Regions from separate parts of the Homo sapiens genome. Here all the other regions are linked to region 1. The links are chromatin loops, found by intact Hi-C in ENCODE. Cell type or tissue: Caco-2. All regions are shown on one strand.

Region 1 (2,500 bases):
GTTTTATATGGGGGGTGGGCAACCCTGTGATTGGGGGAGAACAGATGGACAACATGCTGACGACGAAGCCCGGGCTTCCTGTTTAGTCTCTATTCCTCAGGCCTGGACATCCCTGAATTCATAAGAACTTTGGGGCTCTGTGAGGATGAGAGAGAGAGAGAGAGAGAGAGAGAGAGAGAGAGAGAGAGAGAACTTCACACGGCTTGAGAAGATGTGAAACATCAGGGTCAGTCTGGCCTCTGTTCCTCCCTCCTCCCACAGCCCCTCCCTGGGTGGCCCCACAGATAAAGGCTTAGCCATGATGATGATGAGGAAGAGGAGGAGGGACAAAACTGCTTTTGGAAAGAAAGGGAAAATAAAAACTAGCTAAAGTTTTATTTATTTAAAATAAAGGCTCAGTTATGCTTGACTGTAAACACGCAGGCCCATCCCTCCCTCCCTGGCTCTTCTTGTGGCAGAGGGCTTGGACCACACAGTGAGCTGGGGGCAGGAGGCAGAGAGAAGGCCAGTGTAGGCTGGGGGAAGGGGTGGGACTAGGGTGCCCCAGGTGTGGGGAGGGGAGAGAGGCTGTGGAATTCAGTGACCTGCTGAGCACAGCTGGGTTGGGCTGGCTAGACCCTCTGGCCCTGGCTCCTGGTCCTTCAGCACACACCATCAATAGTCCATACGGCTTCAGCCCCACTTGCAGCACAACAAGGGGAGGCCACAATATGGGGATGCCAGGGACATGCACACACACACACACACGCACAGGTGTGCAGGCCTTTCTCTCAACTCTGTCTCCATCTCTTTGTCAGAGATAGCACAGTGGAGTCCTCGGGGAGGTGGGCCCAACTCCAGCTGTGAGTCATACCTTCTATTTGAACTAGAAATCCTACCTGCCTTTTGTCCTCTTTCTTGCAGGTTCCACCTGAATTCCTTCCATGCTTTTCAGCGACTGAACCATTTGGGTGGCCTGGAAGAGCCTGTGAGCTCCCTGGAGAAAGGAGACAGTGTGGATGGAGAAGAATCTGGAGTAGAGAGGAGTCTGGGGACCCTGCCTTTCAAGTCGTTTGTGTGAGGGCTGCGTTGGTGGCCCAACTAGCCAGGGAAGGGCTATGGTATGCGGGGTCAGGCGGGAATAGGCAGGAAATGTTTGTGATAAGAGGCTTCGCCTCTTGCAAGCTCCTCTGGTTTCCAGACCCAGCTGCAGGATAAGGGCCCAGGAGCTGAGCAGGGAGCCTCAGAGGAGGCTGCTGCAAGAGCCAGCTCTTGGGATTTCAGCAGGCAGAGTTGCAATCAGAGGCCCCTGGGGTCCCTGAAGACCATGCCTGGGGATAGAAACGACCCTGGGAACCCAGCCAGGGCTGCCTTCCTTTGGGATCAGGGATTTTCAATCATACTTCAGAGGGCCAAATCAATCCCTTAAGAAAAATAAAACAAAACAAACCCCAGCTTTGTTAATCCAAGTTGCTGAGAGGGTGGGAAGTACAGACTTGACCCCCCAGGGGATTTCATGCGCTGGATTGGTCCCAGTTGGAGCCATTCATTAATGTTAACCAGTAGAAATGGAAAATGGAAGGGTGCACTGACAAAAGACCAGGCTGGAAGCTCTGAGAAGGAATCTATCCCAAAGGGATCATCTGCTGGGGATAAATAGAGTCATCGAACAGTGTGTCATGCAGGCATTTGCAAAGCTTGGTGCTCCTTAGATTTCCAGTGTCGCCTCTTTGCCCAAGGCCCAGTGACTCCACCATCTGTGGTTGACTTGGCCAGCTCACAAAGGAGCAAGATGTGCTTCACAGGAACACCCCATGAGCGGGGATGAGGCTACAGGCCACTTGCTATTGTACCAGCTCCCCTTCTTAAGGATTAGCAGCTTCTATCTATCCCTGGAGGCTGCACTGTAAATGCCTGTGTAATGCTAATTTGTGGTTGGCAGGAGATTGATTGGGAAGGAGCAGGACAATGGCAAGAGGAGGCTGAGCTCCCTCCTCCTCCTGGTGTAATGGTGTGCTTGCATGCTGTGTGTGTGTGTGTGTGTGTGTGTGTGTGTGTACGTGTGTGTACGTGTGTGTCTTCTGGGAGAAATGTAGCAACAAGCCCACAGAAGAGATGATTATTCAAAGAGAGGAAGAAGATTTACTCACCGATGCCCAGAATCTGAAAGGCATGTCTGGAGTGGAGAGATGGGAGTCTATGAAGCACAAATCCAGGGAGATTTTTTGATGGGAATAAGTGACAACCCATCACTCTTAACATATTCTATTCATTAGAACCAAGTCCCTAAGTCCAGCCCACGCTTAGAGGAAGGGATTACATGGGAGGCAAGAATCACTGAGAGCCATTTCGGAAACTGCCTACACTTAGAAAAACACTTCAAGAGCTCCCGGCCAAGGGCCTGGCACATAGCAAGTGCTCAAGGAATTGTTACTTGGACCAGTGACTCTTCTAGGATGTGATCTAGGTTTTCCCATAGTGGCCTGGGTCTCTGCTGTCCCATCTTTATTCCTGTTGGCAC
Region 2 (2,500 bases), 150 kb before region 1:
TGCCAATGGGGCCTTTAGTAAGCAGCTTCCCCTCTCTCCTTCTCTGAAGGGCCAGAGAACTCAGAAGAAGACATCCTAGGGCAGGAAGAGACTGCAAGGGCATCATCTAATTCTTTTTTTGTTTGTTTGTTTTTTTAGACAGAGTCTCACTCTGTCACACAGGCTGCAGTGCAGTGATGCAATCTCAGCTCACTGCAACCTCTGTTTCCTGGGTTCAAGAGAATTCTCGAGCCTCAGCCTATCGAGTAGCTGGGATTACAGGTGCCTGCCACCATGCCTGGCTCATTTTTGTATTTTTAGTAGAGACGAGGTTTCACCATGTTGGCCAGGCTAGTCTCAAACTCCTAACCTCAAGCGATCTGCCTGCCTTGGCCTCCCTAAGTGGGAATTCATCTAATTCAACAACCCTCCTCCTTATTCTTCTTCCCCATCTTCTTCCCCTGCCTGCTCCTGTTTATCTGGTCTTTCTTTGGGGCATATAAAAGCACAGCCACCTCACTTAGCAGGCAAGGGCTGAAAGGAAGCACAAAGACCAAGTCTAACTCCTTCATCTAACAAGGGAGGAAACCAAGGCCCAGAGAGTGGAAGTCACTTGCCCACACCCAACAGTGGTCAGGGCAGAGCCAGATCTCCCCACGGTGCTCCATGCAGTGTTCTTTCAGAGGCTGCCCCTTCCACATCCTCTTGTTCATATTAGCCAAGCAATGCTACTTCCATCAGGAAGGCACGTCCAATGCGAACCATTCCAGAGACTGCATTTCAAAGATTGATAGACATGGCTTTCGCATTATCTGCTGTTTCGGATTAGCTATGCCGTGGCTTCATTCTTTGGGGCTGATATTGGGGGTGGGAGGGGTGGAGAGTGGGGGAGGGGAGCCAATTCTGAGTCACTCTCTATGCCCTGGGCTCCAGCCTGCAAGACTGGGCCTGAGAAGGACAGGGTGATCCATCCTATATTTTCAGTCCGTCAGGAGATTTCATTGTTTAAACAAACATTTCAGCGAGGCCATCCAGCTGGGCAGTGATTTATGGCTCTGGCTACAGTTTTTCCCCAACAAAGATAAACAATCCTGCAACTCTTGGGACTCAGGCTGGGACTCATGGTTCTAACAACTTGGAGTCAGCTGGACCACACCAGCCATCGCCTGGTCTGGGGTTTGGTTAGGATCTGTTCACACTGGTCCTGTGGCTGAGCCACAAACCTTGGGGGACCATGTTGTGTTTGGAAGCTAGAAGCATTGCCTCCAGGGCAGAGGAGAGCAGCAGGAAGGAGCAAAATAGCTCAGAGTTGGTGCTTCAGGCCCATCTCCGTCTTTCAGGAGAGCAGCAATGTTCTCCATTTTGTGCGGTAGATATTTGGTGTTTTTGGTTAACAAGCATCTGTTCTTCCTTCTTTTGCTAACATTACATCAATTTCCTTTTGTAGAATTATTCCGGGTTGCACACTGCACCCATGTGCTTACAGAGTCTACTCAACTCTTGGATCTGGGCTCAGGCCTGACCAATCAGAACAGTACATTCCTGTGATCTTAGTAAAGGTTGGATATCTAACCCAATAAAAGCTTGCAAAAGGCGGAAAAACCTTTGCTGGAGCTGCTGGGAGAGAGGGAAATGCTCTTTCTCGCTGGACTGGAATTGGGGATGATGTGGAAGGATGAATGACTGCTAGAGCTGTTGCTGCCATCTGCCTGCATGGGAGAGCATGTCTGACAACAAAACCAATACCAATACACAGGAAGTGAAGCCAAAGGCTGGAGAGAGACCAGCTCCAGGTGACAACATTGGAGCCCCAGAATCCGCCCAAATCTTCTTTTATTTAAGGATTGGGTATTCTTTCACTTGCAACTGAAAGAAGGGTAACCAATATCCACTGTCTGACATAGCAGAAGAAACTGGCTCAGTAGGCATCTCCTGCAGCCTCCAGCCCAGCTGTCTGGATGTGATGGTTTAGTAAAAGAACAGTAACTCCCTCATATTCCCCTCTCCCATTTGATCTGATGGCCTGTGTCTACTATACTTCACCAAAAGGATATGGTGCTGTGACAGATGCAGAGGTAACTGAAACACAGCTCACATTTTTCATGGAGTTCTTGTAAGCAGGGGGGACACACCATAGCCTATTATTTAAGGCAGATTGAGATGCATGTCTTGGGAAAAGAACAAACAAGGTTTTTTTGAAGATGCAAGGAAAGAAGAGCTCATATCTGATTGGTGGGGACCAGTGGATGCTTCATGGAAAAGGGCTATTTGGGATGAGTCTTCAACGATGAGAATTTTAATGGGCAGACATGGGCAGGAGCCTTTGCAGGTAGATGAAATAGTGTGATGAAGGTCAGGGAGGTGGGAAAGATGAAGTGAACATTGAAAAGTAGAGTTGGACTGGAAGACAGGGGACATTTAGGGGAATCACCAGCCTGCAAAGTAAGTTGGTGTCATCTAGGAAGATGCCTCTAATGAGAAGCTTGTTCTTAGTCCAGTAGGTGATGGGGAGTTATTGAAC
Region 3 (2,500 bases), 120 kb before region 1:
TTACAGGGCTAACAGGGCTCCCCCACCCCTAAGACTAGCCAGAACTCCTTGAATATGAAACCTGCTCACCCCTCAACCCCTGCCAACCCCAGCTAAACCCCAGGGCTTCAGCAGAAGGACCACAGCCTGAAACCAGTGGCCAGAATTCTCCCCCTGCCCTGGGGCTTCTTGGCTGGTTTCAGTGTGTGCCTTCCCTAACATGCAGTGCCCTTCTAGCCCCGGGAGGTTAGAGGAAGGAAAGGGAAGCAAACATATACTGCGTTCCAGCTGTGTCATAGGAACTGCACTAATTGCTTTCACACATTTCACCTGACATTTAATTCCCATAAGAATTTGGTGAGGTGGGTAATAGTGAACCCAATTCACAGATGAGGAAAGTGAGGTTCAAGGGGTAACTTGCTCAAAGTCATATAGCCAGTACATGATAGGGTTTGGAGCCATCCAGAGTAGGGGTATCAGTGCCCAACCCCAGGTTGAAGGCAGAATTATAGTTGCTCTAGCTCAGCTAGAGATGGAACCTCAAATTAGTCCATGTCAGCCCCTCCATGATTCTATGTGAGCCCCTACAGTGGCCTTTGGAGACAAGGGTCCCCAGAGAAAGGGTGAGCCACTTAGCCTAATTGGGCGGGGTCATTCACCCTCCCACCTGTTTCTTGCTTCCCTGTGGATCAGCTTGGGGCCACTCACCGGTACTGCTGCTTGCCGTGGAGTTCTGCAGATACTGCCCGCTCCGGTACAGGTGCAGCACCTTCTCCAGCTGGGCCAGGGTCTCGTCCACCCCCCAGGCGAGCTCTCCTGCAGAGTGCAGTGTGGCTAAGACAGGATGCCTGGGGCTCCCACTCCTCCCTGAAGTCAGCAGCCAGCTGCTCCCACCTCTGCCTCCAGAGCCTGTGCCCCAGTGAACAGAGGGCGGGGGAGCGGGGAGGTTGCGGCAGAATGCCACCTTAGGAAGTGATGGTTTCTAGAACCCCTGCTGCCCTGGGTTATTTTTCTCCCCACTTTTGCTGGCGGGTGGGGGTGGGGTAGGTGCCTGGAAGCAGATGGGCCCTGGAGAGCTCACCTGTGGCGTTGACGATGCTGTCCAGCAGAGGACGCAGTGAAGGCGGGGCACTGTGAGGCAGGAGGTATGTGAAGAAAAACCTGTGGCAGAGGGAAACCAGTGGCTCAGGAATCCAGCCTTTGGAGACACATCCTTCCTCTATTCCAACCTGGGGCAGAACGCTAACCTGGCCAGGGAGCCGGATCCCTCAGGCCTAGCAACCAGGCAGAACGCAGTGAAGTCTACTCAGCCTCGGGGGAGGGTTCTGGGCACATGCTAACACCACACCTAACTTCATACTAACCGAAACCAGGGGCCTGCTTCCCAACCCTTCCCAGGACTTGCCCACCTCCCAGCCCCACATTATCCCCTGACTGACTCCCGGTGTCGGAGCAGCCCCATGGCTGGGGCCCAGTGAGGAATTTCCCAGAGCACAAGGGCCTGGGTGGGAAGGGAAAAGTGCCAGTTCCACCAGCCCTAGGCTCCGAGTCCAACACTATTTTAAGAAGCCTCCAGCTGCCACCCCCTAACCCGGATTCTCCTTGGAGCTGTCTATTTTTAGCCTCTCCATCAGAGGCCTGAATGTTCCCTTCTGGACAGGGTAGAAGCCTTCCCTTGCTCTGGTCAAGGCTGAGTCTCCCTGCCCAGCTGGCCTCCACGTTGGCTCTCTTCCTGCCATGCCCTCCTGGCCCATTCTCCTTCGATGGAGTTCCCGAGTCAGGGGTGGAGGTCACCTGTAGGCATTATAGAGGTTCCGCTTCTCGTTCATGCCCTCGCACCAGCCCTGGGCTGAGCAGGGCAGGGTGAAGTTCCTGGCCGGAAACTCGAGTATGCAGTCGGTGCTGCCTGCACACGGCGTCTCCTCCACACGTGCGTCATCCAGGTCCGTCACTTTGAGCTCCCCATCCACCAGCACAAACTGCCGAGGGCGGAAGTCCAGCAGAGTGACGGAGCCCAGTGGGGAGTGGGCCAGGTGGTGGAGGAGGCGGCCCAGGCTCAGGCAGATCTGAGGGGCACAAGAAAAGACTGCTCACTGCTTTTCTCCTGGGTTGGGGGTCTGTGGGACTCGAGGGCACCCTCCTCTTGGAATCTGAACTTTGCTTGTGGGGGTTGGCACTTCTCTTCTATAGGCCCCAGGGCTCCACAAAGGCCAAGGTCAGCAGCCTTAGAGAGGAGGCCAGTGATTTTCTATTAACTCTCGGCTGGCCTGACCCTGGAAATGATATGGAGTGGGTGGGAAACTGCAGCAGCGAGGGTCTGGGGATAATGCATCTCTTCCCTGAAGTTGCATCCTGAATGTTGTTTTAGTTCAGTGTATGGAAATATCGGGAGGGTCAGGATGGTATTAAGGTCTTTCCTAGTTCTAGGACACTGGCCCTCCTGCAGTCAGGCTGAGTGTGAGTGTGTGAGTGCTCCCCTCTTTAAGGTGCCAGCCCCCACAAGCTGGTGTGTACACGCGCA
Region 4 (2,500 bases), 130 kb before region 1:
AATGATAGACTGGATTAAGAAAATGTGGCACATACACACCATGGAATACTATGCAGCCATAAAAAATGATGAGTTCAGGTCCTTCGTAGGGACATGGATGAAGCTGGAAACCATCATTCTCAGCAACTATCACAAGGACAAAAAACCGAACACCGCATGTTCTCACTCATAGGTGGGAATTGAACAATGAGAACACTTGGACACAGGAAGGGGAACATTACACACTGGGGCCTGCTGTGGGGTGGGGGGAGGGGGGAAGGATAGCATTAGGAGATATACCTAATGTAAATGACAAGTTAATGGGTGCAGCACACCAACATGGCACATGTATACATATGTAACAAACCTGCACATCGTGCTCATGTACCCTAGAACTTAAAGTATAATAAAATATATATATAAAAGAAAAATACCTTTGTCATCCTTGCAAAATTACTGGTTTTTGTGTATTTCCTTCCAGTCTCTTCCACTATTTTTTTTGAGATGGGCGGCGGGGGGGGGGCTCTCTTTTTTTTTTTTTTTTTTTTTTTTTTTTTGAGATGGAGTCTCACTCTGTCACCCAGACTGGACTGCAGATCACTGAAACCTCCGCTTCCCTGGTTCAAGTGATTCTCAAGTCTCAGCCTCCTGAGTAGCTGGGATTACAGGCACACGCCACCATGCCCAGCTAATTTTTTTTGTATTTTTCGTAGAGACAGGGTTTCACCATGTTGGCCAGGCTGGTCTGGAACGCCTGGCCTCAAGTGACCCGCCAGCCTCAGCCACCCAAATGCTGGGATTATAGGTGTGAGCCACCGTGCCCAGCCTCCAAATTTATTCTTACATAGTTGAATATATGGGTTGCATACTGCTTTTTCATTTAACAGTATAATTTATACATTTTCTCATATTGCCAAACAGTTCTCATTTTTGTTATTCTAAATAATGTTGCAAGGAGCATCTGTGTGCATCTGAATCTTTTCATATTTTGAATTATTTGCTAAGAATATATTTTCAGAAGCAGCATGAATGGATTACATAAAGACTTGAGCATTAAAGAGTTAACCTGTAAGTTCCTAACCCGAAAGTACCCTGTAGAAATCTCTTCATCTCAGCACATTGTTGGAGAGCCTATAGGAAAAAAAAGGTCACTTCAGCATATGTGATAGGATTGTGGGTAATTTCTAAAAAAATTCGGCATGCGAAGTCCATTCCGGGTATAGCACTATCTTGAGACCCAAGTCAAATAGTACTAAATGTGCTAAGCAGAGGTCTGTGTTTAAAGAAGAAATTCATTTGCTCTTAATAACTGCAGAATGCTGCATAGCTCAACGATGGAGTCAGAAGACTCCGCACGGCATCAAAGCCTGCTTCAATAAGATACGGGAGGCCAAGGTACAAGATAATCTGTCTTTCTCAATTAAAGTAGCTTTGTGCCCTAAGTGCAATAGTCATTTCTTAGAACAATGGTTGCCTTTAAAACTTTTTATTGATGGCAGAATAAAAGGACTAAACAAAACCAGAGTGTTTAAAGGTAATCTATATCCCATATACAACCCAAAGAGCGGTGTAAACAAGGTGATATGTCATAAAATGAAATGTGATACAGATAACCTTACTATTATCTTCTGCACAAGTTCAGATGAATTACAGTGCCTGAAATCTCCAAGCAATGGAAAGTAAGGCACACTGTATGTTTTGTTTTTGTTTTGTATCCCCTCTCTGCACCCCCTGCCACCCCCCAGTCCAGCCTGCTGCCAATAAATAAGAAGATTGACATCATGGAAGCATAGGACAAAATGAGAGCCTTTTCTTGAGACTGACCCTCGTGCTGAAGAACCGAAGGCACCAGAGGGGTCTCTGGGAAATGGTGCGAGAGTTTAGTTTCCATGCCAGGCAAGCTGACAGAACCTCTCAGGGCAGGATTACGGGTGCTTGAGAAAACTCCACCTCCTGTGGAAAGGCAGCCTGTCTTTGGTAAGGAGAAATCATGCTTCCCTAATCTACTAGAGCTTTGTGAAGGGTCAGAATAAGTGTGCGGATAAGGGGGAAACAGGAGACACAATCTCCTTACACTTTCAAGCGTCCTCTGACAGGTGCCACACCAAAGCATGTTAAAGGAGTTGAGTCACCATGGGAATGGAGAGAATGTTGGAAACAAATAGGGAACTGGCTTAGAGATAAGGAATAAAGAGTAAGGATAAACAAGTCTTTATCTGGATGGAAAAATGTGAACTGTGGGGCTCCTGCTGGGGAATTGATGCTCCTGGGGGGACCAAGTTAACTGGCCCTTAATGATTTGAGATGTGACTATCAAGCCCTTTTGCTTTCACAAGTCACATGTGGAAATCATCCCCATCGCCATAGAGTCATGGATCATATATCACCTTGAATTGTGACATCTCCAGTGACTTAGTGGGCTCCTGAAAGGCAGAGCATGGTTGATATTTCTGGATTCATTACAGTGACTAGCATCCAAGAAATATTTTGTGGCTTGATCTGTTGAGAGAAGAATGAGTGT

The links. Hi-C counts contacts between places; a loop is a spot of excess contacts. Peaks named below come from ENCODE experiments on the same cell type or tissue, not always from the same donor. Only the 100,000 strongest peaks of a DNase experiment are listed, where the experiment ranks them.
Region 2: a loop joins it to region 1, with 2.2 times the contacts of the local background. A loop is called at or near these places in 5 of 110 quality-filtered maps.
Region 3: a loop joins it to region 1, with 3 times the contacts of the local background. A loop is called at or near these places in 39 of 110 quality-filtered maps.
Region 4: it touches region 1 in a loop (4-fold over the local background); 26 of 110 quality-filtered maps call a loop at or near these places.

The regions. Positions count from the first base shown.
Region 1 is chr2:41,937,017-41,939,516 of GRCh38, reverse strand. LINC02898 (long intergenic non-protein coding RNA 2898) reads left to right here. Exons shown (of 4, transcript NR_161189.1): 4 at 904-2,500. LOC124905996 (a long non-coding RNA gene) reads right to left here and starts at 2,209. Exons shown (of 3, transcript XR_007086296.1): 1 at 2,130-2,209; 2 at 879-976. RefSeq lists a silencer at 854-1,148 and an enhancer at 1,612-2,206. In Caco-2, no CTCF peak of the experiment used is centred here; DNase peaks (open chromatin) are centred at 566 and 996.
Region 2 is chr2:42,082,947-42,085,446 of GRCh38, reverse strand. It overlaps LOC105374531 (a long non-coding RNA gene), which reads left to right. Exons shown (of 2, transcript XR_940001.1): 2 at 1,427-1,973. Among named protein-coding and RNA genes, the nearest start is that of PKDCC, 36 kb to the right of the region's middle. In Caco-2, no CTCF peak of the experiment used is centred here; a DNase peak (open chromatin) is centred at 966.
Region 3 is chr2:42,053,581-42,056,080 of GRCh38, reverse strand. It overlaps PKDCC (protein kinase domain containing, cytoplasmic), which reads right to left. Exons shown (of 7, transcript NM_138370.3): 3 at 1,774-2,045; 4 at 1,061-1,140; 5 at 688-795. Among named protein-coding and RNA genes, the nearest start is that of PKDCC, 6.8 kb to the right of the region's middle. RefSeq lists an enhancer at 1,856-2,500. In Caco-2, a CTCF peak has its summit at 1,091 (motif pointing right); a DNase peak (open chromatin) is centred at 1,100.
Region 4 is chr2:42,063,520-42,066,019 of GRCh38, reverse strand. No RefSeq gene overlaps it. Among named protein-coding and RNA genes, the nearest start is that of PKDCC, 17 kb to the right of the region's middle. In Caco-2, no CTCF peak of the experiment used is centred here; DNase peaks (open chromatin) are centred at 1,309 and 2,079; H3K4me3 peaks cover 408 bases.